4 separate regions of the Mus musculus genome follow, and regions 1, 2 and 4 are each linked to region 3. The links are chromatin loops, found by intact Hi-C in ENCODE. Cell type or tissue: left cerebral cortex. All regions are shown on one strand.

What was found. A loop is a pair of places that touch in the nucleus more often than their neighbours do. Peaks named below come from ENCODE experiments on the same cell type or tissue, not always from the same donor. Only the 100,000 strongest peaks of a DNase experiment are listed, where the experiment ranks them.
Region 1: a loop joins it to region 3, with 4 times the contacts of the local background. A loop is called at or near these places in 18 of 42 quality-filtered maps.
Region 2: it touches region 3 in a loop (2.9-fold over the local background); 9 of 42 quality-filtered maps call a loop at or near these places.
Region 4: a loop joins it to region 3, with 2.9 times the contacts of the local background. A loop is called at or near these places in 18 of 42 quality-filtered maps.

The regions. Positions count from the first base shown.
Region 1 is chr10:70,948,055-70,956,054 of GRCm38, reverse strand. It overlaps Bicc1 (BicC family RNA binding protein 1), which reads left to right. Exons shown (of 21, transcript NM_031397.3): 9 at 2,529-2,660; 10 at 5,930-6,116. Among named protein-coding and RNA genes, the nearest start is that of Gm24486, 70 kb to the right of the region's middle. In left cerebral cortex, a CTCF peak has its summit at 3,839; DNase peaks (open chromatin) are centred at 3,375, 6,016, 6,320 and 7,577; H3K4me3 peaks cover 398 bases; H3K27ac peaks cover 1,079 bases.
Region 2 is chr10:71,214,198-71,222,197 of GRCm38, reverse strand. No RefSeq gene overlaps it. Among named protein-coding and RNA genes, the nearest start is that of 1700113B09Rik, 16 kb to the right of the region's middle. In left cerebral cortex, a CTCF peak has its summit at 3,748 (motif pointing right); DNase peaks (open chromatin) are centred at 2,585, 3,747, 4,109, 7,303 and 1 more place.
Region 3 is chr10:70,590,059-70,598,058 of GRCm38, reverse strand. All of the region lies in intron 1 of Phyhipl (phytanoyl-CoA hydroxylase interacting protein-like), which reads left to right. Among named protein-coding and RNA genes, the nearest start is that of Phyhipl, 5.2 kb to the left of the region's middle. In left cerebral cortex, a CTCF peak has its summit at 3,849; DNase peaks (open chromatin) are centred at 925 and 3,841; H3K4me3 peaks cover 1,547 bases; H3K27ac peaks cover 1,341 bases.
Region 4 is chr10:70,959,034-70,967,033 of GRCm38, reverse strand. It overlaps Bicc1 (BicC family RNA binding protein 1), which reads left to right. Exons shown (of 21, transcript NM_031397.3): 4 at 5,820-5,899. Among named protein-coding and RNA genes, the nearest start is that of Gm24486, 81 kb to the right of the region's middle. In left cerebral cortex, a CTCF peak has its summit at 3,237 (motif pointing right); a DNase peak (open chromatin) is centred at 3,209.

The DNA of each region.
Region 1 (8,000 bases), 360 kb before region 3:
GATTTTGGGTACCCGCTATTTAAGAAAGCAATTTGGAATACCAGGCAAACAGGGAATAAGGGTTATTGTGTCGCTGTAGGCTATATTCTATTGTGTAGGGAAGCATTTTTATATTTTTCTTAACTTAGCCTAAAGACAGATGAGATTGCAGGTGAATGCATTTTGTGGTGTGGCTAGAAGGTGGCTATGCTTGACAGGGGGTGCTGATATGCAGTTTGAACTGTAAATGGAAAACTAAAAAACACCATTTAAAGGTCGCCTTCAAAGGCTGAGAGGATGGCTCAGTTTCCACACAAGCCTGAAGACCTGAGTCTGGATCCCAAGCACTTCTATAGGAAGGCAAGGGTGGAGATGCGTGTCTGCCATCCCAGGGCTGGAGGGGCAGAGACCAAGAGATTCCTGTAGGTTGCTGGTCAGTCAGGATAGATAATCTGTGAGGTTCGGGTTCATAAAAAGAAACTGTTTAAAAAAAAAAAACTTGGAGAAAAAAATAGTCAAGGAAACTGCCTGCTATTGGCCTTTGGCCGGTCCACGTTTACCCACACATCTATAAAAACTTGAAGCCAGGTGTGGTGGTGCATGCCTTTAATCCCAGCACTTCGGAGGCAGACGCAGGCAGATTTCTGAGTTCGAGGCCAGCCTGGTCTACAAAGTGAGTTCCAGAGCTACACAGAGAAACCCTGTCTCGAAAAAAAACCAAAAAGCAACAACAACAAAAACCCCAAAACTCTTGACTCTTGGTGATCTAAAACATGTGTACAGTTAATGAATTTATTATGTAAATAAAAATAGGATTTCACGCATTAATTTCGAATGCTATGAAAGACAAACATCCGTTGAGTCATCAGAAGCATCCTGATGTAAGGCCCTTCTCTCCTTCACATGCTTTTTTTTTTTTTTTGAAACCCCAGTGTGTGGGGATTGGTGCGAAGAGACAGGTGTATTGCTGGGTCGGTAGAGACTCTTATTAAAAACAGATTAGACTATTTGGTTCCAGGCCCAGTCTTTAGTGACATTTGACCCAGTGGACATTAGGCATGGTCTTCACTATTAACTTGGCAAATTCATTTAAACAAACAAACAAACAAACAAACAAATAAACAAAACAACTGAGAAAACCCAGATTTGTATTGTTGCGTCCATTCCTCTGACAGATCAAGCTTCCAGTCAGGGCAGTGGGACATTTAAAGATTCACTTTTTGTGGATGATTTTTTGTTAGCCACCTTTATTTTACTGTATGGTCAATAATCCTTTAGCGGTGGGGCGTATTTACATACAGAAACTGGCAAATTACTCATTGTAGTGTCTTCCTTTCCAAGGTGTTTAGGTGTTATTTTTAAGCTTAAAATGCTTGAAAAACTTCACAGACTCACATTCCTACTTTAACCGCACCTGCCAAAACTATAGTTTTTTTGAAAGGTACTATTACGCAATAATGAAAGAAGGGAGAAAGAAATTCAAAGGTTTTAACAACCTTTCTTTTTTATTATCGGTCCATGAAGAAGAGTCACTTTTATTCACGGGTGAAAAGGGCAGTTTTTCATTTTGATCACAGTGTACCCAGCATTGTCCAATACATGTGAAGAAAGAAAGAAAGAAAAAAAAAATCCAGTGACCAGGCTGGAGAGATGGTTCAGTGGTTAAGAGCACTGACTGCTCTTCCAAAGGTCCTGAATTCAATTCTCAGCAACCACATGGTGGCTCACAACCACCTGTAGTGGGATCCGATGCCCTCTTCTGGTGTGTCTGAAGACAGCTACAGTATAATCAGATATATAAGGTCAATAAATAAATCTTTAAAAATATCCAGTGACCAAGGACTTGAGCTGAACAGCATTCTATACCAGAGGAAGAGAAGCCAAGTGATTGTAGGCAGTGAAGGGCAAAGCAGAGATGAGAGCCAAAGATAGCCACTGTAGTGACACCCCCCACCCCCCGAAAGGGTTGAGGGTTGGAACAGTGGTTCACTGCACATGTCTGAGTGGAAGGACTTACAACTTCAGCCAACTTGGAAGGAGAGCTCTGAGGGATTACAGACTCCACCTATAGGACATTGAGATTTGGGCCTGGCCTGGTGGAAGAAACAGATCCAGGGTGTGCAAATCTGTGGTAGGATGGGCCAGGCTGGGCCAAAGCAGAAGTTAGTAAACAGCAGTTGGGTTCTCCATTAGGATACAGTGGTTTGGCTCCCAGGAAGTCACCGAGCAAGGACACATGACCCTGACCCTCAGAGTGGTGAAGACTCTCTCAGTACAATTGCTAACGGAACTGAAGTCAGACAGTGAAGGGTTTTTCTCTAGTAAAGAGTAGACTTAAAAAAAGAAAAGTCACACCAAACCCACAAGCTTAACAGATGCAGTTCCAGTCCCCCAGATAGTCTCCTGCCCCTCCCCTTGGTCACACACCCTCCTTGCTGTGAAGAGGTAAATGGTATTTAAGTTAAATACTTGATCGTGTGTTATTTGGAGATGCTCAGGCATCAGGTGCTGAGATGACTAACCCCTGACACTCCTACTGTCTTGTCTAGGGGTGTCTTCCTCTGGTGTTGATGTTTGATATGAAGGAAGACATTGAAGTGGACCCACAGGTCATCGCACAGCTGATGGAACAGCTGGACGTCTTTATCAGTATTAAACCAAAGCCCAAACAGCCGAGCAAGGTTGGTCTAGAGTCTGCACCCGATGAAGCATCTGGAATAGCCTTCCCTACCCACTCTGGTTGTTCATTTACATGGGAATAATTTCTGATACATATATTTGGCTATAAGAGTTACATTTGTAACAGTGCCCCCTCCGTTATCTGCCTCCATTTTCTTCATGGTTTTTGATTTTCATGTTAGTTTTTAGTAACATTGTTTTTCTATAAATACAGGAGAAAGAAAAGTCTATTTTTTACCACATCTGACTTGGTAATTTTGACAAGAGATCAACCAACCCAATCAATACACAGGCTAACGAAGCAAACAGACTGTTAAAAACAACCAAACCATGATGTTCAAATGGCTAGCGAACATAAAACTGTTCAGCCTCACTAGCCATCAAAGGAGAGCAAATGTAAACTCCATGAAGATCCCATGTCACCCCAGTCAGGGTGGCAGTCGGCCAGGTGCTCGTGAGGGGGTGGAGCAAAGGAAGTGCTCCCACACTGATGGTGGTAACCTAAACCAGCCAAGCTGTTAACGGAAATCAATACTGAACTCTGTCAGAAAGCCAAAGCAGACCTACTGTGTGAACAAGACACACCACTTCTGAGTATTTATTGGAAGGACTCTTAATTTGCAATCTGCTGACTACAGGCTGGTTGCTAGGGAGTAGCTAAGGAGACTCATATGTTAAGTGTATGCATGTGTGCGCATGTTCAAATCAATTTGCAGAACGTCCTGTGCTGGCTTAGCGGAGCTGCTGCTTTTTCTGTTCTCTCCTTTTCTTTAATAAAGCCCATGAGTAATGAAAGCTCTCAGCCGCCTTAGCGCCTTCTCTGTCCAATGCTATCTGGTAATTTACATGGACAGTAAATGCGCAGTGGGAGAAGTCTGATCTGAAGTGCCCTGAGAAAGCAAGAAAGGAAGACTGTTCATGCATTAATATTGTGAAGCCTGCTGCAGCTCCTTTAAAGCCTGGGACCCTGGGACCTCACCAGTGGTTGTCACTGGCAGCCATTGTGCTGCCGCTGTGCGTGCTGAGCAGAGGTGAAATGAATTGAAGGCTCTCAGAGTGGAAAAACATGTTAGGTAGCAGTACTTACACTCTTATATTTTCCAAATCACGAAGCATTGGCTGGCAGGGAGACCTGGGGCGGTGTGGGGTGTGGGGGTGCATCCCAAGTTCACCACTAGGAGAGAAAGCATGGCTACGAAATAATCCAGGGGGTTAACAAAAGTCACATGCAAAATTGTCTGTGTTCCAGGTATTAAGTATGACAATGTTATATTAATCCTCATTTTTTTCTGAATGTTTAAAACTTAAAAGATTTATAGACTGTAATTAAATTTTGAAGTTTGTGGAATGTTTTGAAGAACAGCTGAGTTTTCCCTAACTTTTTTTTATTTTTATTAAATGCTGGTTTTTAATTGCTTTATAAAGTCTAGTGAACGGACTTAGCAATGTAGAGAGCCACTGCTTTAGTGCAGGGGAATGTATCATAGAGTAAAAAATAAACCAGTAATCATCCGACTTGGTTTGGGCAGCTGTAACAGTGCCACAGAGCAGGCAGCCATGGATAAGGGAGTCTGTAGTCATGGACGCCAGCCAGCACAAGATTCAGCCTGGACCAGCTTTGGTGTCAGGGTAGGACCTGGGTCCACATTCACAGGTGCTACTCCACTCTCTCATAGAGAAAGGTGCTTGCGTGCTCTCTTTCTCTCTCTCTCTCCCTCCCTCCCTCCTTCCCCCACATCTCTTCCCTAATTCTATTCAGTTTTTTGTGTGTACACATGTAAGTGCATGTGTGTATGTGTGTGTGCACATGTAAGTGTATGTGTGTGCATGTGTGTTGATGTGTGTATATATGTATGTATGTATATGTGCAAGTACAGGTATATATGGAGATGTGCGTGTGTGTGTGTGTGTGTGTGTGTGTGTGCGTGTGTATCCATGTGTCCACACTCACGTGTGTAAGCCACAGAAGGATGTGCAGTTAGATTCTCGAGTAGGAAGTCCTGAATTACTAAGGTAGATAAATCTGCCATACTTTACTAAAATTTCTAAACCAGAGATGCCATCTTGTGTATAGAATGCTTTATGTGTATCTGTCTTGCATATGATTTCTACATGAGTAAATGTGATATTTTCTGTTCACCTGGAGGAAACAACCACACTTATTATTATTTTATTTTTTAGAGAAAACTTTAAAGCGCCCCAAGACTGGGGGAGCAAGGTTGAGTGAGTTCAGAGATTGAGACCAGGCCATGGGATTTAGACATCATAAAGCCCTGTTTGACTAACTTAATCACAAATACCATCAGTTCAGATTCCGAGAAGGGCTTGGCCAAACAAAGACAGAAATAAAAAGAATTCCAAGAGCTCAGGAGAAAAACGAACCTATGTTAGGCTGAAAGAAATTGTGTTTTGATGGCTGGATTCTAAGTACTACTACTACTACTACACACACACACACACACACACACATACACACATACATATACACACATACATACACATATGTGTTTATATATGTATACATATGTATATATACACATGTATGTTTATATATATACATATATATGCTTAGACATTTAGTATATAAAAGATATATAAATTATATAATTCTATATGTATATGACATATACATATAGGAAGTAAGGAAAATTTATATATATACACAATTATTATTATTTATAAAATATATCATTATATATAACATAATATAACACACACACATATATTTCATAAGATTTGCCACAGATGTGGTCTCACTGGGGGTTGGTGGTGCCTAGAGGTACGTCAGCTAACCATTAGACCGTGTATGTTAAAAAAAAAAAGAAGCCAACTGTAACTGTGCAATCTATACGTGATGGTGGGTTTGATTTGGCTTCTGCAGGTAATGAGGTGGTGAGGAGGAATGCTTCAGTATGAAGCCCAGAGGCTGTGTAGTGGGGCAGCTGGACTTTGACACCAAGAATTTGCTAAATTTCTAAGCATGCCTGGATAGGAATCCATACCTTAAAAGGTTAGGTAGGGATCGGGACCTGCATGCTGGCTGCCCACAGCATCATGCTCTCAATGGTTTGCAGACACATAGACACACACACACATACACACACACACATAGTAGGTGGGGACTCACGTTTTACGGGAGTGTCAGGAGCAGAGGCTGATAGGGGGTGGTATCCAGCCTCCTGTGGCCACTCATTTACATTTTCATTACCCTTCTGTCATTGTATGCCTACCTCAGTGTCATCTTTTTTCCCCCCATTATGTGTTTTCATAGTCTGTGATTGTGAAAAGTGTTGAGCGAAATGCCTTAAATATGTATGAAGCAAGGAAGTGTCTCCTCGGACTTGAAAGCAGTGGGGTTTCCATAGCAACCAGTCTATCCCCAGCATCGTGCCCTGCCGGCCTGGCCTGTCCCAGCCTGGATATCTTAGCTTCGGCAGGCCTCGGACTCACTGGACTAGGTATAAAGTTTATTATTACCACTGGGGAACGGCTTATCGGGTTCCCTGCCCTTTTCTACCATTGTGCTGTGTCTAAATTCTATTTTCTCCTCTGAGCCCCAAAGCCCGGTGACGGTGACAAGCAACCGGGTCGGGACCTGATTCATCTGGCCTGAGTTTTTTCTTTTGTTAGCCTCCGTGGTTTTGGGTTGCCCAGATTCCTCCGATGCCAGTGTAAATAATCGCAGCCTGCCTGCTCTTGTTCTCCGTGGCGCGTGTTTGTTCTGCTAAATTAAGAATGCCATCGAGATGGAGGGGAGCCGCTGACGGTGATGGATGCGCTCTGTGTTGTCTTGCTTTGGCTGTACTGCCCTCCCTCCCTAGAGATAAAGATCCAGTTTGTTCCAAAAAGTAATTGCAAATCTGGAGGGCAGCTAGAGAAGGGGGAGGGGAGAGTCCCTGAACCCACTCCCCCACCTCCCATTCCCCTACCCTACAGCTAGGCCTGATAAACCCAAGGCCAAGCCAAGCTTATACCACTCATGGAAAGTGCAGTGAGTCCTTGCTGATCCTGAAATAGTGCCCTCATCTAGAAGACCTTTCTTGTAAGCTGGCCAAGAGCTCTGTTAGCATTAGACCAGGCTTACCATTTTCCTTCTCGTTTCCCAGATGCCTTCATGTATAAGGAGAGCACAGTAGGTCACATACATAGTAGGATGGGCTGTGTTAGAGCTCACTGGTAGGATGCACGCATGAAGACCTAGGTCCGATCCCCAACACTGAAAGACGTCATGTGTGTAAAACCTGTTTGGGCTCCAAACTGTCACACTCAGACACTACTATGGTGATGCAGGTTCTTCCTCAACCAAAGCTGTCTCTTCCACACAGGCCTGAACAGCCATAGCAACACAGCAATACTGTGGACTGGGACGTCCTGGTGGACTTACAACAGTTCTCAGCCTGTGGGTCGCAGCCCCTTTGGGGGTTGCACAACCCTTTTGCAGGGGCTGCCTATCATATATCCTGTATGGCAGTTACACCAAGATTTGAAACAGTAGCAAAATTATAGTTATGAAGTGGCAGCAAAATAATTTTATGGTTGGGGGGGCTCACCACAACAGCAACTGTATTAAAGGATGGTGGCATTAGGAACGGTGAGAACTGCTGACTTAGAAGGGGCCCGTTTTATTGTGTTCTAGTTGAGAAAGTGGTTGGAGAAGCCGAGTTCCCTGAGTGGAGGAGAGGTTTCCTTGGCCACCCAGCTCCTATAACACTGACCCATGTGCACTTCAGAAAACACACAGAAATGAACATCATCTTTTAGACCCCAAATTCCCAAAGGAGAATCTCCCTGGTTACAGCAGGCGCTAGGTTTCTTGAGAGCAGAGAGAATCCAGCACAATCCCTGGGCAAGTTTTAGTCATTGGGTTGGAGCCCACAGGAGTCAGTGTGTGCTCAGACCCGCACGCAACCATCTGGTCCAGCATCCTGTGTACGAAGTATCAGCCAGCCAGTCTACCACAGGAAAGGCGCTCCTAGGCGCTGCCGCTCGTGAACGCTTGGGAAGGGCTCTGTTGGGAAGCTGATACCAAGTGAGTCAGGGGAGAATTAAAAAACAAAAAACAAAACAAACAAACAAAAAAACAAAAAACAAGCTTCTGCTTGAGCTGAGGTTCGTCCATCCTAGGTTGTCAGCGGGCTTGTGTCTAGGAGTTCTAAGTATGGCTGGCTGCTTGTGCTAGATTGGGCACACCGGTCTCCCCAATCTTATGGCATCTATTGTCTATTTGAGGACGAGCAAATTCCATGGTTGGAGATGTGGAAAAGGCAAGATTTCACGGGAATATCTGAAATAACATCAAAAGAAAAAAAAAGCGAAACAACAAAACCAAACCTGTCACTCGA
Region 2 (8,000 bases), 620 kb before region 3:
GCTAGACTTTTAAAGAGGGTTAGGGGCTGGTTCTGGCAATTTTACTGGTGTGTGGGTTTTGTGTGTGCCTCTGTGTCTTTGTGTGCACCATGTACATGTGTATGTAAATACATGTGAGCATAAGTGTCCTATAGTGGCCAGAAGAGGGCATCAGATCCCCCAAACTAGAGTTTGAGATGCTCTTGAGCTGCCCGACATAGGTGCTAGGATCCAGACTCGGGTTCTCTGGTAGAGCAACAAGAGCCCCTAACTACTGAGCCGCCTCTCAGCCCTAATAATCTTATGTTCCTCAGAGCTTCTGGGGAGTCCTGAGCTTACAGTGGTTGCATCTTTGACCCTGTCCTTACTTTGTCTTCCATCTGCGCTGTATCCCAAGTTCTCTCTCCTATTCTTTAACATGGATGGTTTCTTCTTGTCATCCAGGATTCTCCTATGGGATATAAGGATATACCCACAGGCTCCAGGGTTTGTGTTTGAGCACTTCTGGCTAGTGGATGCCATTTAGACTGTTATTCAAAGCAACGGGGACGCTCCTTTTCTATAGGTTATTTTATCAGGTCACATGGCTAATGAATGTGGGATTTGGTGTTGAGTTCTGTGATAGCTGTGGTGTTAACTATTACCATGACTGGATTTAGAATGCTCTGTGGGTATGTTTATCTGAGAAAGCTTTTCCAGAGAGCAAAGACTCTGGCTGCCCTTCAACAGATGTAGGCAGCACATTTGGAATATACAGAGACATCCCTAGCTCTCACCAATGAAAGGGCTAGGAATGCTGACAGATAACACCCTGGGCCTGTAGCAGAGATTGTTCCACTTTGCCTTAGCTGGCCACCCAGTGTTCCAACCAACGTATCTGCGAACGTCTTGATGTATAACTTTGTTTTCTTATAAAGCACCTACTTGCCACATTGGGACATACAATTTGGGGTAATGACATAGCTGGCATGACATCATGGAGTGATAACTTTTTAAAGAGTTTTGTTAGCCTCCTTCTCTCTCCCAAGCGGGAATATTTAAATTTAGATTAAATAGCTATGAAACAGCCTGTTAGCAAACACAATTCTAGACCCGAGGAGGCCAGGCTTACCACAGTCTCTAAAGGTGCCTCTCGTTATAACCTGGGGTGTTACACTCCCTCTTCTACCTTGTTTGAGACAAGCCCCTCTTAGTTTTGCCTCTGAGCCTGACAGGGTAGCTGACCTGCCTGAGCTCTCTGGAGATTCTCCTGTTACAAAACTCTCTTCCTGTATGTCTATGTTCCACATGGGATTCTAGGATGTGAACTCCGGTCCTTATATCCGTGTCACAAGTGTTTTAGCCACTGAGCCATCCCTCAATCCCTGCCTAAGTCTTATGTTCATTAACATGCAAATTGTGATACACAGGAAAAAGAAAGGTTGTGTGTGTGTGTGTGTGTGTGTGTGTGTATGTATGTATGTATGTATGTATGTATGTATGTATTTTTCTCTACCCAGCCTACCCTGTGAAGGGACCTCTGGAAATGTAGCTGACGGTGGGGGGGTGGGAGAGGGAAGGCTGCTTATCAGAAGAACTTGGTCCCTCTTTATCCCCTGACTCACTCTGCTTGGTTAGCCTTGAGTGATAGCATAATATACAGTCTGATCTGAAACTTCATCTTTTTGTCTGTTTATTTGTTAGGTTGGTTTTTCGAGGCAGGGTTTCTCTGCATAGTCCTGACTGTCCTGGAACTCACTCTATACTAGGCTGGTCTCAATCTCAGAGATCCTTCTGTCTCTGCTTCCTGAGTGCTGGGATTAAAGGCTCGTGCCACCACTGACTGGCTCTGTCATCTTTTAGACTGCATCCTGTTCCACTGTGGCTATACCATAAGTAGGTCATTGAAGGGTGGTTTCTAAAGTTTGGCATTACAGAACCCACTTCAATGAATAGACTCACACATCTCATTTTCTGCTCCTAAGTGATCCAGATGGATTTGTTAAAGCAGAGTATTAGCATTCGCATCTGTGACTTGTGATCTGTGGCGCTGTAGTCGCAGGCACAGGTGGTTCCATCTACACACCAGCTAGCAATGTGGGTCCAAATAATCTTTAACTGAATGCATGTTGTGGTATTGTAGCAGCTACCTTGATTTGTTTCCAGGAAATTCTCTCTGCAAATGATATGATTGTTTATGCCACCCTGACTTGTCCCTCAGAGGCACACTCCTGTCCTCTGTCCCGCTCATCACAGGGGTCTGGCAGTTGTTCTCATCATAACAACAGCGTGAGACTGCCTCTTTTTCTAAGTGTTTGTCCCTCTATGGTCTCACTTCTGTGGCTAGGCCACCACCTCAAGCCCTTGAGAATTTCCCCTGAGAACCCAGCGGGACGACATCCCGGGATTCCGATTCCAAAGCCTTGAAGTAGATCAGCAGATCAACCTCCAAGAGACCTGAGTACACAGGCCCTGACCCCACATGCAGCTTCAAGCTTGCTGTCACCCTGTCCCGTCCCCCCATGCCTTCACCCCTACCCCCCTGCAGCCTTTCATCATCTCTGCCTCAAGGGGAGCCCATCTCTTCCCCAGGAGGAAAGCAAACAGCAGATGTGTGTGATGACAGTGTGGTGTGTGTCCCCAAGCCATGCAGGGGACCTCTGATCTCTGTCTGGCCTTGTTTGCAAATAAATGCCTTTCTCCTAACAGCCTGGTGCTTCGGAGAGGCAGGAAGGGGACAGCCCAGGCACCTGGAAGCTAAAAGGCTTTGCTGGCTAAGCAGAATATTTAAGAAGTGGTTTCTGTTGACATCTCCAGCTTGCGGTGGTTTGAAACTGTGTCAAAGTGTTTGCAAATATTTAGAGGTTCTCAGAGAGCGTGGTGTTGGGGTAGAGACAGTTCTCACAAAAGGCACTGAAGCCACACTCAGGGCAGTTTTGAAGACCCATTTGGAAGCCGACTGGGTAGAGACTTAAAGAGAATTGTGTGCTGAAGGGGCCGTAGGCAAAGGGAGAGTTGATAAATGTGCTGCTGACCTCTGCCCTACTGTGGACAGAACCAAATTGTCCAAAGAGACCTGCTCTCGGCCGTCTTCCTTATAGGAAGATCTAAAAGCAGGCTCTAGTTTAACACAAATGATGATGAGGGAAAGAGAGAGACGGTGATGGAAGGCTAATCCAGGAGTAGCAGCTCCCAGTCTTACCCACTGGGCCAGACAGACAGACCCTCCATCCTGTGGAATCCCAGATGCAACACTGGGGACCTAACCAGGGAGGCAGGCAGGATACTTCAGCAGATCAGACTCCACAATTCTGATTGGTACATCGAGTCTCTAGATTGAAAACTGTCAACACAATGACTTCAGTTTGTTGGTTGGTAACAAGTCTGTCATTTCAAGACTCTGCTTGTTGACGGCCACTTGTTTCTTACTGGCTGAGTCCTGAAAAAAAACACAGATCTTACCCTCCAATCTCCAACCGTGGAGATGACGGGTGGGGTGGGGGCAGGGCTCAGGGCTTTGTCAAGACAAGCAAATGTGCAACAAATCAGATGCTTTCTAGTACGGCTTCCTGGGAAGCCATAGCCCACCAGAACCATGACATCATGAACCCCTCTAATTACAGAGGATAAATATCTTACAGCAGGAGAGCTAAGACAGTAACATTTGGGGCAAGTGTGACCCGAATGTCAACTGATCAGATGAGTTGTAATTTTGTCGACTAGTCTGGGAGGCTTTTCCTGGCATCGGGGGAGTTCTTAGTATCAGGTGGAGAAGCAGTTTGTTCCGCAAACACTAGAGGGCAGCAGAAGGCAGCATTTGACAAATCCAAGGGCTCAGGCTGATGACCAGCTCAAGTCCCTGGGGCTATACACATCTCTCTTCTTGCTCAGTTGCCTCTGTTTTTAAGCCAGGAGATACCTTTTCCTGTTCAGGTAATAGCCTACTCCCCACCCCCACCCCCAATTCCTCCAAAGATACAGGGAGCTGGCTGAGGTTCCTGGTGCCTTAGCTCTTCCTGCGCCTCCTGACATGTCTCCAGTACTTACAAGGGTCGGGAAACAGAGGTCCCAGATGTGATTGCAGTGTGGCTCCTCAGACAGGCCACGGAACATTTGGAAGGCACAGCGGTCTACGTGTGGAGGAAGTATGCTTTCCCTAGCTACTTAGTTGCTGGCTTCAAGGGTGACGAGGCACCGCGTGTGGGCAGGCAAGGGTTTTTCGTAGCAGCAGTGTGGCTTCGAAGGAGACAGCTTTGAAGGCAGCCTCGCTCCCTGACCGCTGTCAGTCCCAGGAACAGTTTTCTGACTCCACCATCTTGGTTATAGCAGGGCTGGCTGTCTGCACCGCAGAGGCCAGTTCCTAGCGCTTCTCTCTGCTTCCTGAGCGCGCGCATGCACACGCACACACACACACTCTCTCTCTCACACACACTCACACACACACACACACACACACACACACACACACACACACGAGCATGTGCGCTTTTCTGGCCTTCCTATTTTGTCTGGAGCCAGTCTCCTGCATTCCTTCAGTCTCTTCCTATTTAATTAAAGTGGGTTTTATCTCTGACACTGACCCCGAGTGATACAGCGGCTGAAGGTGAGCAACAGCTATAACCTGAATCCAGCACTGTCATCTGGGTCTCTGACTGAGTCCCATTAGGTGACTCAGAGGGCGTCCCACCGTGAAGCCACACTTCCTTCATGACCACTGTGACTTGTCCCTGCTTCCACAGGGAGTGACTGCCTCCCTCCCCCTCCCGCTAATGGCACAGGGATATGGTGGGTGACAGGGCCAACGCTGAAGGTCAAGCTTATAGCCCCAGCTCTTCTAACAAGCACCGACTTAGACATGGAGACAGCCTAGAGTGGGTTATCAGGAGCTGAGCCTGCTCACAGTCTAGCATGGCTTGCCTGGGGTCCACAGCGAGCCAGACAGGTTTGAGGGGAGCTGCTGATATCCTCATCTACCTCCCAGGGCTTCCTGTGTGTGAAGCCCAGCTGGCCTGGGTTCCCTGCTGTGGTTCTCAGACCAGCATTAGAAATATAGAACCTGGAGCTGCATAGATAGCTCAGTGGGTAAGAGAATTTACGCTTGCAGAAGGACTCAGCACACACATGAAGCGACTGAGAATAGCTGTGTGTGCTTATAAGCCCAGCACTGGGGGACAGAGATAGGAGGAAAGCTGGGGGCTTGCTGGATGCCAGAATAGTGGGAAAAACAAAGAGGTACGGGCTGTGTGTGTGTGTGTGTGTGTGTGTGTAGGTCATAGGACAACTTGTAACAACTTGCAGCATTCTCTCTCTGTATAGCATGTGGGGATCCAGGCTCAAACTCAGGTTAGACGCTTGGCACTAGTTGCCCTTATAGCTGGCCCATCTCACTGGCCCCCAAACTGGGGCTTAGATCTGAGACCTTTTGTGTCAGTTGAACCGTGGTGGAAGCAGATACATCTAAGTAGGAAATCGTGGGTGTTCCTAAAGAGCATGTGTTGGAAGACGAAGGAAAAAGAAAGGATGGTTGATCTTGTTACCTTGATGGCGATTAGAATCTCCATGGTAACAAACCTCTGGGCATGTCTGTGAGGGAGTTTCTAGATCGAGGTTAATCACACCTGTCAAGGCAGTAACTCCTGCTTTTGCCTGCTGGTCCTGGGTGAACCCTAGTTGATCCACAAGCCCCAGGGGTGATCCCATCTCTGCCTCCACAGTTTTGGGGTTATAGATGTGGGCTACAGTGCCCAGCATTTTTATCCATACTCACTTCTGTCTTCATACCGGTTGAACAAACCAAGTGATTTGAGATGCCGCCTTTAAGACCTGCAGTGATAGTCTGCTCCCGCAGACTGTCAGCCAGAATAAACCCTTCCTCCCTTGAGGGAGGTTTTGTCAGGTGACTGGAAAGTAACTGGAACTCACTCTGTAGACCAGGCTGGCCTCGAATTCAGAATTCCGCCTGCCTCTGCCTCCCAAGCTCTGGGGTTAAAGGCCGGCGCCACTGCACACTCATGCATGCTATTTCACCTGGGGCCAAAGGGGCGTGGCTTAAGGAGCCGAGTGGAATCCAGGGAAATGCCCGGTCACTCTCATTTGTGCGATGTAGTGCTCATCACTCACTGGGGTTTCTTTAGAAAGACGTGGCTTCAGTTTGAAAGCCATGATGGATCTGAAAGCCACCCCCCATCAGTCTCTGCTCAGCCTAAACTCCCTGCTCCCTCAAGAGCACCTATTGAGGAGTCAAAACCTCTGGAATCAGAATGCTGCAGTGGTCACAGAGGGCAAGGACAGAGAGGAAGACCCCTTGGTGGTCTCTCCTGATTCAGTCTCTGCCCCTCCTCCTCCAAGCGGGTCAACCACACACTGAAGGCAGTGACTCCTGCTTCAGCCTGCTCGTCCTGGGTGAACCCTGGCTGAGAGGCAAGCCCCAGGCATCCTCCTGACTTAACTTTGAGGGTTACAGGTGTGGGCTGCTGTGCCCAGCATCTTTATACACACTTTTGTCTTCATACCCAACAGAACTTAATGATTTAGGGTGCCATATTGAATGCATTTAACTTGTGATGCACGTGGACTTATTTTTGGATCTTTAAATTCTGTTTAAAGCCTGGTGGTTGGTCTCATCTTGTCTTCCACAAATGCTATGCTAACCCACTGTACAAGACTTGCAATTTTATTTTTTTTAATCTGATGGGGGGCATGTTTCCTCCCCAGTAGCACCAAGTCTTACTTGGCTCCTGGCTCTTTTGTCTTTCTTTTTCTGTGACTTTGAATAACTTTTCTTCCTTATGGGAAATCTTGGTGCCTTTGCTGAAATCACAAGAGATGGATAGACCAACTGGGGAGAAACTTGTGTTCTCATGACGTGAGCTTTCCATAGCTCAGGTTTAATAGTGGGCCTTTCACCTGTACTTTACAGCTCTCTTCATGGGACTTTCTATATTCCTTCCCCTTCCCCTTCCCCTTCTATTCAAGACGGGTTCCCACTATGTAGCTCTGGCTGTCCTAGAATTCACTATGTAGACAAGGCTATCCTACATTAATTCACCTGCCTCTGCCTCCAGAGTTTTCCATTTCTTGTTAAATGTTTGTCTTGAGGTATTTTTTTAAATTTATTTGATATGTAAGTATGCTGTAGCTGTCTTCAGACACCCCAGAAGAAGGCATCAGATTGCATTAGGGATGGTTGTGGGCCACCATGTGGTTTCTGGGATTTGAACTCAGGATCCATCATCTCTCCAGCACCTAACAATTCCTTAATTAGCAACTAAGAGGCCTACAGACTACAGCAGTGGCTCAGGACCAGTCTCAGCACTTTGGAAGGTGACTCAGCAGGATTGCCTAGTTCCAGACCAGCCTGCACTACACAGTGAATTCCAGAGTAGCCAGAGTAAGACTAAAATATCTCCATATGACATAATTCATGCTATATGTATAGAAAGGAACAGAAAGTGTTCTAGATAGAGGGAAGCCTTGTTTCCTCTGCCCACCCCCATTTTTCTTAAGAAAGCCAGGTGTGATCGGCGTACATCTTTGATCACAGCAAGCAGATCTGAGATTTTCTGTAGTTTTGAAGGACTGTAGCAAGGGCCAAGGAAGATAAAGAAATTCATCACTTCATGGTGTTCTTGCTTGCTTTGCTCAAGGTTAGGATTGAGGCCCAAACACAAATGCTCCCAAGGCCTGACTGAATGAGGTAGGCATCTCAGAAGACAGTGACTTAGTGTCAGCCAGCTGCTGTGAATCAGCAGGTACCTACATCCTGGGCACTGCCTTCATAACAGGATCCCACCGGACTGGGGACAGCAAGAGCCTCAAGATTTGTATTGTCCATTTTGTATAAAGACCATCCCAGCAACCAAGAAATGGACCTCCAAGAACACGGTTCCTGTCCTTGTCCCTGCCTAAGCACTCCAGCCTGCAAGTCTCTGCTGGGCCAGATTCCTACTGGAGCGTGGTTCCTACCAGAGAAGGCTGCCTAGCCAGAAATCATTAGGGGTTCACACAACTGCTGCTTGCAAAGCTGTCTGTCTGTAAGATGA
Region 3 (8,000 bases):
TTATCAGTGAAAATGTTCAACTGTATATGAGTAATAGCTATAGAACATTTTAAAAGAAAAGTTATGAGAGCTATTAATTGGTGCACGGTAAGGTCATTAAATGTAGCAGGATAACTCATATAGGAAACAAAGATCTTGATTTTTTTTAAAGGCATTGAAATGGACATTTAAGTCGACTGAGCACTAAAGTCCTGCTTACTAATAATTTTTAATTGTTAGTGTGAATTTATTTTTAATAATCTCTAAATGAAAATTCAAACTCTTTGAACACAACAAACCTTAACTTATGAAAGAGGTGTAGTCTGAATAATTAAGTATTCTTGTAAAGACTGTTTATTTCCTTTGTCGGTAGATTAGCTTTGTAAATTGCAGCTATTTTTATTTTCTCAGATTGGTTTCAGAGAAAACCAAGATTCTAATAAAAGTAGATTTGATTTTTATTTGATTCAGCAATTTATCAAATACTCATTCAAATAATAAGTGGAACTAGACAACCTAATGCTGTTCCTCAGACCTTAATAATTTCAGTTTTTAAAATTGTGTTTTCTGTGTTTATCAGGGGTGTCAGGGAAATGTTTGTTTAATAAAGTTCAGAGTACTAAGGTAGGCTGTGGGAGTTAGTTCTGCTTTTACTATATTCTGCTCTGGAGTTGTAGCTCTTTTGATCCATTTTTAGTTGTTTCAGTTGGCATTATGAATCCTGCAAAATGAGCAAATTATGTAACATTTAATTGAGGGGGATGTTGGGATCAAGCAATAGCTATAACAATAATCACTTATAGTCCTCTAGACTAGTCAGGTTTCACTTTGTAAAGTAGTTTAAACCAAGGAGTTACAAAGAACCATGTTTTTAAAAAATGTGAGGAAAAAAATGGAGACATTCCACTGAAAGGCTGTCACATGCTTCTGTTTCTCCCTCCCCCTTGTGACCCAGTCCCAATATATGGCAATTTCTAATCAGTAAGTTGGCGTCATGACAGTCATTTAGAGGGAACAACACAGGTTCTTATGGAACAGCTTGTAGGATGCTGCATTCAGTCTCTATTACGACTTTCCTTAGTACGATTTCACAGTGAGCAAATAACAGATTCATGGTGTCTGCTCCCTACACCTCACTCACTTCCCTTCCCCTTAAGTCTCACTGTTATCAATACATGAGGCAAGATTATGGCAGCAGACATAGCTGATCATATATTTCTTTGTGTCTTAGGTCTACGGAGCTATAGTTTTATTTTATGAATATGGGAGTATGTGGTTTTTTTACTTTTTACTCTTCCATTTCACTCTTGGTAATTTGGTATTGACGGAGGAAAACGTAAGTTCCTTGGAAATGAAATAAAGTAGTCTAGGGCAAAGTAGTGGGTAATCGTGGATTTCTGTTCCTTTCTACTCACAGAGGTTTTTAATTGTATCATGCTCTGTGTGTCTCATGAGTCACAAGCTATGGTTCCTAGTAAAACATCACTGTCTCTCATTTCGTTGGCTCTTCTCTTTTATGCTTTGTTTGTAGCTGATTTTTCCTCTAAATTGTAGTTTATGTTACTAGCACCATCTCACAGCATTGCCCCCCCCCCGTTATTTTCAAAATATTTAGTAATCTTGGGAGGATATCTGAGTTCAAATAGTCATGCATTCACTTTTTAATAAAGTAAGGGGATTCCTGTAAGTGTACATGCATATATCCTTGTGAGTAGTCGTTCCTAGGCATGTCCACTTTGTTGCTGGTACATGGTTCCTGCCTATGTGCTAGTCACTGTAGTTCAAAATGAGGATTCTAGATAGGACTCTGTTAGGAAACTGTTGGAATATGTACTGTAGCTATGGGGGCATCTGTTAATTCCTGTTCTAATCAGGCAAGTACTTCTTTCCTAGCTCTAGAGTGCTCTGGTATACTTCATTGAGTGCACCATGTAGCTTCATAATGGTTTTTTTTTTTTAATGGAAGGAAAAAAATCCAGTCTTTCACCTGAAAATATCAGTAATATGGGAATCCATTCTTAGTTTGTTTCTTCCCATAATAGCATGAAGCACTTGCTGACCTGTGACAAGAAAGAAAAAGAAAAGAAAAAAAGAAAAGAAAATGCTCACCACCCCATACAAAGTTCCATATTAATTCTGACTCTTGTCATGTTTTTATTACATACACACACACACACACACACACACACACACAAGCTTCTGTTCCTTTCTAAAAAGGGTTTACTCACATGTTACCATAGATAGATAGATAGATAGATAGATAGATAGATAGATAGATAGACAGATAGACCAATAGATAGAGCTGATAAATAGATCTCTATGTGTTTCTCCAAGCTAACAATATTGTTGTTATAGAGAAGTAGAAAAGACTAGGTTTTTTTTTTAATAGTATTAACACTGCCCCCCAGCTTTCTCTCTTTAACAGTCATTATTCCTCTGAGTAGATCATTTTATGACTGTCTAGATATGGTGTCTAGATATGGTATGAGGTTTATGATGCTACTAAGCAAGTGAATATAACTTAAGTAACCTACAGTTTCTTTGTAATCATCGTTCGGTGGAGAAAGGGAAAGGAAAGTTTTTCTCTTTTATATATTCAAAACATAGATTTCTTTAAGGAACCTTGTCTACTTAAGTTACAGGAGCTGAAACCTCCTTTTATGCTTTTGACATATGATCAGAACACAGCTTAACATTGGGAACATAATAACCCAAATGTGTAATGGCTCAGTCTGAATCAGGTGGCCTGTAATAACATGTCTAAAGCAAGCAAACGCCTGGGAAGAACACCTGGAATGTGTCCCTTTAATGCCTTCATCACAAGAATGTGACATAATCATGACTCAGTCCCACTGACGTGCAGCATGGAATAGCAGGGATACCATTTCAGATCACATGGCCAGGTTAGATTGTTGGTCCTTGTTAGCCCTGTAACCGTGGGCCAGTTACTTAACCTGTTTTAGCCAGAGGCACTCTTGTCCAAAACAGGCATAGTAATGTCATATAGGATTTTGAAATGTAAAATGAAGTATTATGTAGCATAGACCATAATTCTTGTTGCAAAATAGAGAAACATTATTGGGAGTGGAATGTTATCTTCTACATACTCTCTTGAGTTGAACCCAGTACTTTTTAAAGTCTCTCTCTCTCTCTCTCTCTCTCTCTCCCTCCCTCCCTCCCTCCCTCCCTCCCTCCCTCCCTCCCTCCCTCCCTCCCTCTCTCCCTCACTCTCTCCCTCCCTTCCTCCCTTCCTCCCTCCTTGTCTCTTTCTCTCTCTGGCCAGTATTTGCAATTCAGTTGTGTGCTGTTTAGGAAAGCATTGTATGAGAGATTATTGACGACCATAAATTCTGAATTTTAAGGGCAAATTGAAAAAAAAATCTCAGTGGTGGTATTGAGACCCTTTGCTTGGTAGCATCCCAACAGTAACACTGTTGTCAACCCTAGTTCTAGAAGCTGTTCTTGGCTTCCAGTTGACATCTGCTGATGCTTTCCTTGTGCCTTATGACCTGAGCACACTCTTTAAACCAGTGTCTGCCTTAGCTCCCCTCTGCCCTGGCTTGACAATATTCTCCTTCATGCTCTTTCCTAACAGCTGCCCTGCTCTCGGTCATATGTCTCTGTATTCATTTCTTTGCCTCAGATACCACTGCGAGGGGGAATGTACATTTTCATTAGGGAGCAAAGAACCCAAATGAATGAATAAAAGCTAAAAGAAGCACACAAGAGCAAGAAAACCATCAGCTGTGTTAATCCAATTCTTACTCTTGGTAGGAGCTCTATCTCATTTCCATAGAAGACCAAGAAGTTTTAGAGGGAAAGTCACATCAAAGACAATGTGAACAGACTCCCTCCAGTGGCAGAATGTGTGTGGCCCAAGCAGTAACTGGCACTTGACTGGCTGCCCTGGCCAGCCTCTCAGAGCCTGACTCTAGGTAGAGCACTGTGTAGACACACCCAGGTCACTTGGTTTTGTCTTCACTAAGATTTCCTACTTGTTTTGATCCACTTTGCTTTCCTCTAATTCAAGTGCGTCTTCTCCCTGTGTGCTTTCATTTGTAAATCAGTTTCAGCAATCACAGCAGTTGAAGCACAATACTCTAATTTCTACATTCACTTCTCTGCCCTCGGGAAAAGTTTCAAAACTCAAGTTTTGCCTTGTTGAATATATCTCTTTCTTGGCTTTATTTTCAATGTATCTTAAATGCCTTCCCAAGAATCTCTTAATTCGTTATTAATCTGTTCAATTATCTTCTTACTGTGCTAATTACCTAATATTTTAGCTATTTAAAATAGTTTATTACTGTCAGACTATAATTAATGTCTCACAGAGTAGAATATGTTTGTACATATACATTGAAGGGGGAAAGTCAGCATTTGCAAAGACTGGGAGCAGAACTGTGTAGCCAAGCAGGAACATTTGGGCTTAAATGCGCAGAGAGCTTTAGCATGCTCTGCTCCCTGGTGTCAGAATGCAGCGGGTTGGCAGGGCAGGAGGATGCACAAGTACCGACTTCAGGACAGAATTCCAGGCAGTGTGGAATATGGTCAGGAATAACTAGAATTTTAAGTCTGGAAAGTTGGAAATCGGAATTATTGATGAGTGAAAATGAAGCAAAGCAAATGTTTGAAGACATCTCGATAACCTTTGCTTTTTTTAAACTTCGAATGTTAGGTCTCTGTTCTACCTTCTTTTTGAAGAAGAGCTCTAGATCCGAGCCACTCTGTGGCTGTATTTGTACTATGCACTGCTTTGCCATTGTTTCAGAGGGAATGCCATGAGGGGAAAGCATATTCTTTCTAGGGTCATCTTTTTCTTCATTTATGCTACTCTATAGTTCAGACTTTTTACCTGAATTGTCTCCCCGAAAAGGATGTGTTTTATACATATATCTTTGAGAAGAAAAATAATGTTTGGAAAGTTTCCAGCAGAAATGCAGAATACCTAAAGTCTAGTGATAGATGTTTTAGAATTATTAGTTGATAAAAAGAACTCTGCTGCTTTAAGGGAGATTGTGAAACAGAGGTCCCTTTTCTCATCAACATGAGGAGAGTGTTGAAATCTTGGGAGTCATTTTAGATGGATTACTATAAAGACAAGAAGCATTTGAGCTAAGGCAGTTAAAATCCAACTTTAGAAAACCACTTGGAAACATAGCAGCTGTTCTTCAGTTGTGTTCTCTGAAGAGGAGTTCTAGAACAGGGAGAACAATTAGTCATGGAAAATACCCAGGTCACTAGGGAGACCAGAACTTATGGGGAAGAAAGAGGTTTGTATTTGCCATCAGCTTTAGAGTGGTCTTTAAGGAGCTTTGCTCTATTTCACTCCCCGACGAAGAGTGAACACAGTCTGGGGAAGGCCAAAGTTGAATCCCAAAGATGAACTAAGTCTGCTGCAATCCAGGTTTGTTAAAGAATGCTAGCAAGAGTCTAATAGCTCAAAGTCGTGTCATAGCTACGATGGGACAAAGAGCATCTCAACTGCATATGTAGCTAGTTTGCCATTGTATGAACATTGGAACTGTGGTTGTGGTCCATTTACTAAGCTGCTCTGGGGATTCCCTGTTAATACTATTGGCTACAGTGGTAGAGGCAACTTCTATGGATACATCTTTTTGTTTTGTTTTCTGTACCATGGAGGGTTTTGCTACCTATGAATAGCATAGAAGGTTTATAGCTTCATTCACTAGTCATATGCCATTAAAGATAAGGCACACACAATTTTACTGTATACTTTGGTTTTGATGAAAACTTGTCTTCCATGAGTCAGAAGCTGATGAATTTCTCAGTCTTTAAAATTTTAAAAGCTACTGACTAAAGCCAACAAGAACCAAGATAATCTTGCACATTTATTATGTGACCAGTTCCTAATGGCAGTATTTTATGTCTATGATGTAAACCAGAAGTTAGTTATTATGGTCCTTGAGCCAGATTCCCAAGCCTGCCACCTCTTAATATATGTAAAACTATACTGGAACACAGACATGCCTGTTTTATATAAACATAATAAGTTTATATTTATAAATTTATTTTCTATTAATTACATATTATCTGTGACTACAGTGTTCTTAGAGAAGAGGTAACTGGCTGTGACAGAGACCACATAATCTACAAACCCACAAACCCTTTAAAATAGTTACTTTGTGACCATTAACTAAAGTATGCACTAACACCTACTATAAAACTGGCTGTGAGCTAACCCCTCTTGACAGGATAAAGATGTTGAAGTTTGTTAAAGAAAGTTGTAGACTGATTTACTTTTGCCTATTACCAAAGTTTTGAGATTATATACATTATTCAGAGATCCATAGGAACTTAAATAATGCAGTAGGTTAGTCCTGTGTAGGGTTACTCCAAGATGGATAGCCCTATATGTCTTCGCATCTGAGTTTAGGAAGGAATGTTTCTAAGTGCAGACATATACAAGTGTACTTACAATTCTAGTACTAATATGTTTTCAAGTGCCAGAGGTGTGTATCAACTCTGAAGACATGTTGTTATAGTAATAAATATTACTTATGATTTTTATACAGATCATATTCTTTATTCTAAACCATACTATTAAGAAGGAGTTGAGCCTGGCATGGTGAAACATGTATTCATTGTAGAGTCATTGTAGAACTTGGGAAGTAGAGGCAAGAGGATCAGGAATTCAAGGTCAGCCTGAGCTACATGACATCTAGCCTCAAACAGAATCAACATCTTACCATTTTGTTGTCTATAATCTACCTAACCATGTAGAGTAAAAGACGTTTTGAGAAAAAATTTCCTACCTGCCATTGCCTGATAAATGCAAGTTACTAAAAATGAAAATGAAAAAAAAATTATAAAGGTATCAGCACACAAAAATCAACTAATATTCTTTAAGTTTCTAAATGAGTGGCTTAGAGATTGACAGTTCACAGACCATCCTTAGTGGATGGAGCAACTGTCAAAGCAATACTAGAGAGCAGTGCCATTTTGTTCTCTGGGGATTCATTTATTTACAGGCCCTGATCTTCAGTAATTAATACGAGTCCTGCTTTAGGGCAGGAGAGATGATGGCTCAGCATTACAAGCACTGCCGTCTGGAGGACTCAGGTTTGTTTACCAGCACTTACATGGTGGCTCACAACCCTTTATAACTCCAGTTTCAGGGAATCCAAAAACTCCCACCCCTTCAGGCACTGCACACATGTGGTGCACAGACATGCATGTACACAAAACACCCTTACACATAAAATAAAGAGAAAACCTAAAAGAGGCCTACTTTGTTTCCTAGTGTTCTTCTACACGCTATTTTTTGCTATTTATTTGTATATGTGGTCCAACCTTAAGGGTTTATATTCAGAACAGTTAGAGGTAGAAGGAAGGCTCCCAGAATACATGTTTATTTGGATCCTGCATTCAAAGTAAGTCGAATAATGTGGAGAAAGAGTATTAAATAACTCTGCCATTGGTTTGGGAAGCAACATTTTTCTGGATGTTAAAAGTAAAATATCAGGGGAGGAAGTAGAAGACAAGCATTTCTGATAGAGATGAGAGCAGGCTGGATGCATGTGTGTGCTTACTCATGCTCACAGGGTACACTGGGTGGGAAGGAAGTGTGCCTGGGATAGGAGAGTATGCTAGAAGCTTCTTAGAGCTGGCTAACAAGTAATTTGTAATATACATATATGTATATGTAATGTGTAATACATATATTGTACATTGTATATGTATATTGTAAATGTATATTACATATTACATGTGCATATACATATATGTAATGTGCAATATATATATATATATATGTATGTGTGTGTATATATATATATATCTTGTAATCATGCCATAACCTAATGGTTCAGTTCCAAGTATAAGTTTATCTTGTTAGTAGATAGCTGCTCTCAAACTTTCTAATTGGTAGAGAACCTTTTTTGTCTTTTATTTTTCACTGCATTATAGGTCTAAAATTCTGATTCAGACAAAAAGGAATGGCAAACTGATTTTTTTTTTAGCCTTCTTTTCTTTCTCTGTGTATTCTTCAAGTTTGCTAATCT
Region 4 (8,000 bases), 370 kb before region 3:
TTAGGGTTCTTGGAAATGCCTTAGAGGTTAGATAAACTACATACAACAAGACAGCGCAAAACTGCAAAATAAAGATATCGGGTTAGTTTAGGTTAGTTTAAGAACATTATATGGTTCAGAGGTGAAACGCCTGGGTGGCCCCTGCAAGGGACCCTAGGCTTCTGCACCTGTGTGTCAGAGACTCCAAACCATGCATAAGCCCAGCCCCAGGGGAGTGCAGTCCCTCCTCCACGCCAGGCACACACCACATACACATAATTAAAAATAATAAAAATAACTTTTAGTAGGGGTCTTAGAAATACAGTAAAGCAATGTAGATTTGTAAGGAAACTAAGCAGTCTGACCCGGATCACCAAAGCTCCTGACAGCAACTTAATGGAGAGAGACAGAGAGACAGAGAGAGAGAGAGACAGAGACAGAGAGACAGAGACAGAGTCAGAGAGAGCTATGACTATGTGTTCTGAGGTTTGGTTTGTTGTTATGTATTATAAGGCTAGATTCTATATCCCAAGGTTTAATTTCCTCAAGAAGAAGAGATCCTCACACATGGGGCTGGAGAGATGGCTCCGCAGCTAAGAGCACTGACTGCTCTTCCAGAGGTCCTGAGTTCAAATCCCACAACCACATGGTGGCTCACAACCATCTGTAATGGTATCTAATACCCTCTTCTGTTGTGTCTGAAGACAGTGACAGTGCATTCACATGTATATAATAAATAAATCTGAGAGAGAGAGAGAGATCTCCTCACACATATACCAGCTTTTGTTGTGTAAACCTTGCCCCCAAGTTATCTGTGATTGGTTAACAGAAGAGAGGTAGGCAGGCCTTCCTTTCTTGGGCTTGGGGTCTGTCTTAGGGTTTTGCTGCTGTGAACAGACACCATGACCAAGGCAACTCTTATAAGGACAATGTTTTATTGGGGCTGGCTTACAGGTTCAGAGGTTCAGTCCATTATCATCATGGCAGGAGCATGGCAGCATCCAGGGAGGCATGGCGTAGGAGGAGCTGAGTTCTACATCTTCATCTTAAGGCTAGAAGACTGACTTCCAGGCAGCTAGGATGAGGGTCTTAAAGTCCACTCCCACAGTGACACTCCTACTTCAACAAGGCCACACCCACTCCAACAGTGCTACAACTTCTAGTAGTGCCACTCTCTGGGCCAAGCATATACACACCATCAGAGGGTCTAAGGCAGAGACCAGGAGGGGGGAGGAGAAGGAAGAAGGTGCCATGGGGTTGGTGGATCATGAGAGTATGGCCATGAAGCCTGGCCAGTTGGAGTAGGAGCGATCCAGGCAGAACATACCTCAGGGTTATTGACAGGGAAGTAGACAAAATAGCAGAGAGGGCTGATATCTGCCCAGATCTAGTGCTATTAAAATTTATTGTAAAGGTTTTGTGTCTTTTATTTGGGAACTAAATGATCAAATGTAGGGTAGAAACCCTTAAATAATATTTACCTCAATGTGCGTGGGGGGGGGGGGGAGTAGCTGTTCATATCACTGTGGATCAGAAGCAGGTAGAGTTTACAGAAGGGAGTGAAGGGTAATATATTCTAGAGCTCTAAACCCTTGATCTTCTTGTTCCACTTGAAGTTTTCAGACTCCTAGACAGTTCCACCAGCTGTGTAGCAAGCATTAAAACAGCAGCAGCAGCAGCAGTAGCAACAACAACAACAAAAATCAGGAGTCAATAGGGACCTCGAATATTCAAGCATAGTGCCACATTTTCTGTATTTATTCTCCTCCTTTCTCTGTTCCCCCTTTCCTTCTCTCCCTCCCTCTCTCCCTTCCTCCCTCTCTCCTCTTCCTCTTTCCCTCCCTTCCCCTCTTCCCTTCCTTTCTCCCTCCCTCTCCCTCCTTCCTTCCCTCCTTCTCTCCTTCCTTCCCTTCCTCTCTCTTCCTTCTTTCCTCCCTCCCCCTCCCTCCCTCCCTCCCCCTCCTCCCCTCCCTCTTTCTTTCCTTCCTTCCCTCCCATTTTCTCTCTTCTCTCCCGCCCTACCTTCCTCTCCCCTTCTCTCTGCTTCTTCCTACCACTCTCACCTCTCCCTTCTTTTCCATTACTACTCCTCCCGCACTGTCCTCCAGAGTCTCTCTGTGACTTTCCCACAGAGCTTGTTAGTGGCTACCCTTAGCTCCGCCTCCCTTTTCCCTGTCCAATCACAGACCTCCTCTGCACTAATGTAATCGGACAGGGAAAATCCTGCAATGCCAGACCATCTTCCCAAAAGCTCGACAAAGCTGAAGGTTAGGTTCAGGAAGCGTCTCGACTCTAAAATGTTTACCAAAAACGTGTTTTTGGAACCATCAAGGGTGTCTATGAACTCACAGATGAAAGCCAGGAGAACACTCCTGTGAAAGGTATCGAGCTCCGCAGAGCAGGGCCCATTTTCCTTTGTTCCTTCTGTGGTGTGTACATACCAGCATAGCTGAACTTCTCAGTGAGAGTGGTTGCTATCCAGTCTCCTCTCTTCCATGGGAGGTGATACGCCTAAAAGACAGGAGCAGATGGGTGTGGTCTGAATCCGAAAACCAACACTCTCGCACGCCTCTGATACTAGGATCAGACTTGCTGAAAGTTAGAATTTTGTTGGAAATGCCCAGTGCTCATGGTTACCTCGGAAATGAAGGAACCTGAGCCTAGAGTCTCCTTCATATAGACATTTTCGACAATAGAGTGCTGCTAGTCTGCTCAGTACCACTGTGGGTGTGGGTGAATAGCTTGGTTTATAACATCCCTAGTCTGTACCCATAGTGCCATTGGACAGACTTGCAGCTCTCTGTCTTTTGATGCTTTCTGGCTGATGCCTAATTCATTTTGTGCTTATCAGTGGGGTCAATACTACAACTCACGGTCAAGTGTTTCTAGGGTGAATTGGAACACAACGTTTATCCCCTGTGATTTTACACAATCTTAAACTGAAATCTTCACCAGGCACTGGCTCTCAGGCATGGCAAGTAATGAATTGAGGTTCCGTTCAGACTAGAAGCAGGCAGCAGGCAGCATGCACATGTCTTCTACGTAAAGGCAAGAGCGGACCCAGAGAGTAGGGGGGAGATAGCGAGCATGTCCCTAGCCATCTCATCCCTTTGATCCAATGTGGTAGTATTTGTTTTTCTCGGTTTCTATTAAGCTTGGCAAATCAAAGAGCCACTTTCTAACAAGAGCTGAATCTGAGGGTTGGGGTTAGGGGTTGAAGACATTGCAGTCCCAGCTTCATTGAATAATTCACTTTCTGACCACTAGGTGGTGCTCATTCACTTCTAAATTTGCTGTTGAGGTGGTTTTGTTTTTTGTTCTTTTTTTTTTTTTTTTTTTTTCCTTTTGCTTATTGTTCTGTTGTTGGAAAGAAAAAGTTACGATAATTTGGTTATCTTTAAACTAAGCATGCCTGCACCTCTACAGGTGCAGGTGTATAAGAATTTTAGTGTTTATCCAGCCTGGGAAGTAATGGGTTTACAAGTTAACATACCTTGCACATGGTATGTGTGTGTGTGTGTGTGTGTGTGTGTGTAAATAATATTGATCTATATTCTTCAGAATCATTTGTCACTTCTGTCAAACCAGATAAAAACGGGTTCATAGACTGTGGTGGGTGGGCATCCGTGTGCCTTGCTTTTGGGTTCCCTAAACTTAGAGCCTATGAAAAACAGTTTTGGAAAGTTCCGAGCAATCTTAAAGTCATTGCAAATGTCAGAGACAGGGCTAAAAAGATAATGGGATAAGGAGAGCCTCAGTCAGGAGTAGCAGGGGGGACATGGCAGAGAAGGGCAGGGTGCCAGTAGAGGGGTGATTAAGTGGGGGTTCAGCCCATATTCCACATTCCAAAGCTGCAGGGTGTTGTCAGCTGTGGTGTCATGTACTGCTCAGAGGAGCTGAGTAGTCTCCTTTCCTTCCTTCCCTGGGCTCTCCCCTGGATTGACTGGTTGCACCTCAAAATATGTGATGTGTTCAGCATAGAATTGACCTTGACCTGTGGGGTATGCTGGCAGTGGAGACATCCCGACGTATGTAGTCCAGGTATAATCCCTACTCAGTGGCAACTGGGTAATTCCTGCTTTGGAAGAACAAAAGGCTCAATGGTTGTGGATGGTACCTGGATATTTACGGATCTCTATCCTGTACTGGACAGAAAGGACTCAGGGAATTCATAGACCATGGTCATGACCTATTGATGATCATATCCGTTTCTTGACTTTGTCACTAATACAAATGGGCAAAGGACTCTCCACTTACCCCAGGATGGTCTTCATCTGCACCAGGCTGGACAGTAAGGTGTCAGAACTCCCAGACTACTAAATTCTAGGAACCCAGTGAAAGAGAAATGGAAACACATCCTCGTGGTTCCATGTCCTTGATTTCTCCCGCTTGGGGTGTCCAGATGCCTGCCACTACACACCGGGCTGGAAGAATGAAGCAGAGTCCAGATCGCACAGGATCTCAGTCCACCTGAAGCGAGTGCCTTGGGGGTGGGGAGAGAGTGAGAAGGCCTTCTCTGATGATGATCGGCAATGAAACAGCTCTCTGAGACGATCTTATCTTGGGCATATACCTTTATTCAGGATGGGCTTATACACATAAACTTTTGGGGTGAACCAATCAATGGTTATCTAGTTGTGAGGGAGGGGGTGAGAATATCTGGGTGTTGGGGGGAGGTCATTGGCTGAAGGCTGCTGAGAGGCCTCATTAGCATGGGAGGCATCCCAGGAATCTCAGGTGCAGGATCACATGACCTTCCTCAGGTGGGATCCAGAGTCCTCAGAGGAGAAGATGCCCAGCTGACAAAGAGTCTGCCCTTTTGCCTTTTCAGGGCTGTCTGTTAACAACAGACTCAGACCTTAACAGCAGGGCAACACACCTTGACCTGAAGACTTGTGCAGGACCCTCCCTTTGCTGGAAGAGTTTGGCTGTGTCTGGCCCTCACTCCAATTCCTCTTAGTGAGCCTGATGGGCCTCTCCCCTAGCCGGCTCTCCAATCCTTATGTCTTGTATCCCACGCTCTGTCATACGATGATTAGTATAACATGTAAAAGTCTTTGTGAAATGTTGTTAGGCCTCCTTGTGCATCACTCAGGCCTGTGTGTGCGGGAATCGTCTTTACCAACACATTCCCCAGACCTTGGTGCAGTGAAGGCGATCAGTAATCCCTCTTGAGTGACTGGACACTTCCCTAGTTACAATCGTGGTCAATAAAGAAATCACGCTGTGTATTAGTCACTCAAAATGAACTCTGGGTAAATATGAAATATTCCCAAGTGGACTTTGTTGTTCTGTGAACATTGGCCCATGAGGATGTTTTCTGTAATACGTCATCACAGTTTAAATTGTGGACAGAGTTGGAAGACATTGCACTATAGGGCCAGGTCTGAGTCCTGTAAAATCTACTTTTCTAGGGCAAGTTACTATTGTTGCTTTCTGCATTGGTTTTCTCTGTTAAAAAAAAAAAAAGTTCACAAAGCAATAGCTTGGATTAAACAAATTACTCTATTATCTTTAGAATGCCGCCAAGAATATAACGAGAACTCAATTCACAAGTAGAATTCATAATTACCTTATTTTATTTCGCAGTGGTGTGATTTGCTTATTTTGCACAGGTTGGAGGTAAATTGCTCATCCAATTTTCAGAAGAGGGGAAAAAAACACTGATAAATGCGGATGTTGGTTACTTTCCTATGCTTGTGATTATAGTGATCGCATATACACAGTGCAGTAACTACAGGGTTTATTGTGGGATGTTTCATATTGCGGAATCGGTCTCAAAGCGGGCAGTTGAGGGAGGTGTGACGCCTCATGTAAGCCTTCCTTCTGCTTCTTTCCAGATCCCCACATCAAGGTTTCTGGGAAGAAAGAGGATGTGAAGGAAGCCAAAGAAATGATCATGTCTGTCTTAGACACAAAAGTAAGTGAACACTCCAAGCTGGTACCCAAGAATCATGTGGAGAAGGGAGGACCAGGGAAAAGAAATCGGCAAAGTTTGAAAGGTGCATGGGAGTCTGCTGGGGGAGGGGGATAGAGAAAGTGCTTAGTATGAATGGTTTCTATCATAGCAAGCAATTATGTATATGAACGCGTTTACACACGCAAGTGTGAGCATACACACACACACATAATATACCATCTTCAGAAAGATACATTGGCCCTTGTTAGTGCTACATAAGTAACAATGATGACAGACATGAGCACATTTGCTTTTCTGAGGTCATAGGAGCCCTGTGTGAGTATCTGTGTGTGCTCACCTGAGTGTGCTCACCTGAGTGTGCTCACCTGTGTATCTGCGGGTGCTCACCTGAGTGTGCTCACCTGAGTGTGCTCACCTGAGTGTGCTCACCTGTGTGTGCTCACCTGTGTATCTGTGTGTGCTCACCCGAGTGTGCTCACCTGTGTATCTGCATGTGCTCACCTGTGTGTGCTCACCTGTGTATCTGTGTGTGCTCACCCGAGTGTGCTCACCTGTGTATCTGCGTGTGCTCACCTGTGTGTGCTCACCTGTGTATCTGCGTGTGCTCACCTGTGTGTGCTCACCTGTGTATCTGCATGTGCTCACCTGAGTGTGCTCACCTGAGTGTGCTCACCTGAGTGTGCTCACCTGTGTGTGCTCACCTGTGTGTGCTCACCCGAGTGTGCTCACCTGTGTGTGCTCACCTGTGTGTGCTCACCTGAGTGTGCTCACCTGTGTGTGCTCACCTGTGTGTGCTCACCTGAGTGTGCTCACCTGTGTGTGCTCACCTGTGTGTGCTCACTTGTGTGTGCTCACGCTTGGCCTGGAATGAACGGGGTGCTTGATCCAGTACAAGTACATATACAAAAGAATAATGACAGAAGCTGAATGTGTGTAAGCCTACACTCATTTGTGATGCTGTTTCTTTAAGCACACCAGAAGTCCTGGCTATATGCCAGGTGCTTAATATTGTACAGATAATAATTTGATCTATCCTCAAAAGTAAATCATCACAGAGATGCTAGATAATTTGACCAACATCTCAAAGCTGGTAACTGGGGAGGTGGTTCAAATCCAGGCTGTGGCTCCCGCTTTTTATTTTTCCTTACTACTTAATATTTTATTGAAATATTTCTGATCTTGCCCTCTGGTCTTTTGTTTTTCTGGATTTATCTTTGTTCCTTTTTTCTTAATGTTTAAGAATTGTTTTCCTTGTAATTTTAAAGTAGTTTAGGATTTTTTTTTCCTCTCTAAAAGGGGAGATACTTTCTTGTATTTCAAGGATTAAAGTGAAAGAAGTTAAGCTTCAAAAATAAAAATATTTTGGGGCACAAGTCAAAAACTGATGATTTCAGAAGGCTTTTAAATGTCTGATATTTTTATATCTTGAGTCTTCCTGTTCAGGAATGCCATTAACAGCCTTGAACATCCCAAAAGTTTTACATCTGTCCTCGTAGCATTGGGTTAAACTCCTCAGAATTCAATGTTCAGATGCCAGTTTGACTGCCACCTTTTTATTCCCCACCACTTGGGATTTTACACTTTCTTTAAGGTAACTGAGCCTCTGATTGGGGTTTGTTTATCCGTGCCTTCGTCTGCCAGGGTGGAAGTTCTTACGAGTTCTCCACTTTTCTTTCCATCAGCTGGAATAACGGGTGGCTGTGTAAGATTGGGCAGGTAGCCACGTAAGCGCTCCTGTGTGTAGGACTTCAGACAGCATGTGTTGTCGGCATGTGTGATCTCAGTGGGGGCTTTCCTTATAGTCCTGATTCCTCCTCCTCATAGATCCTCTGCCCAACACGGCATCTTTAGTCATGTGATCACACTTTCATCTGTCTTCAGGTATTTGAACCATTTCATGAATAATGCCTTTAAAAGAAAAGAAAAACCAGGATAATTTATCTACCATTGCAACTGACCGTATTTAAGAAAGGCTCTTCTGTCACAGTATTGCAGTTAAAAATTTGTCACCACCCTCTGAAAAATTTATCATAAAATGAGATTCCGTCTTAATGAAGAAACGGATAGAAATTTGTTAGGCTGAGACAATCCTTTGGAGAAA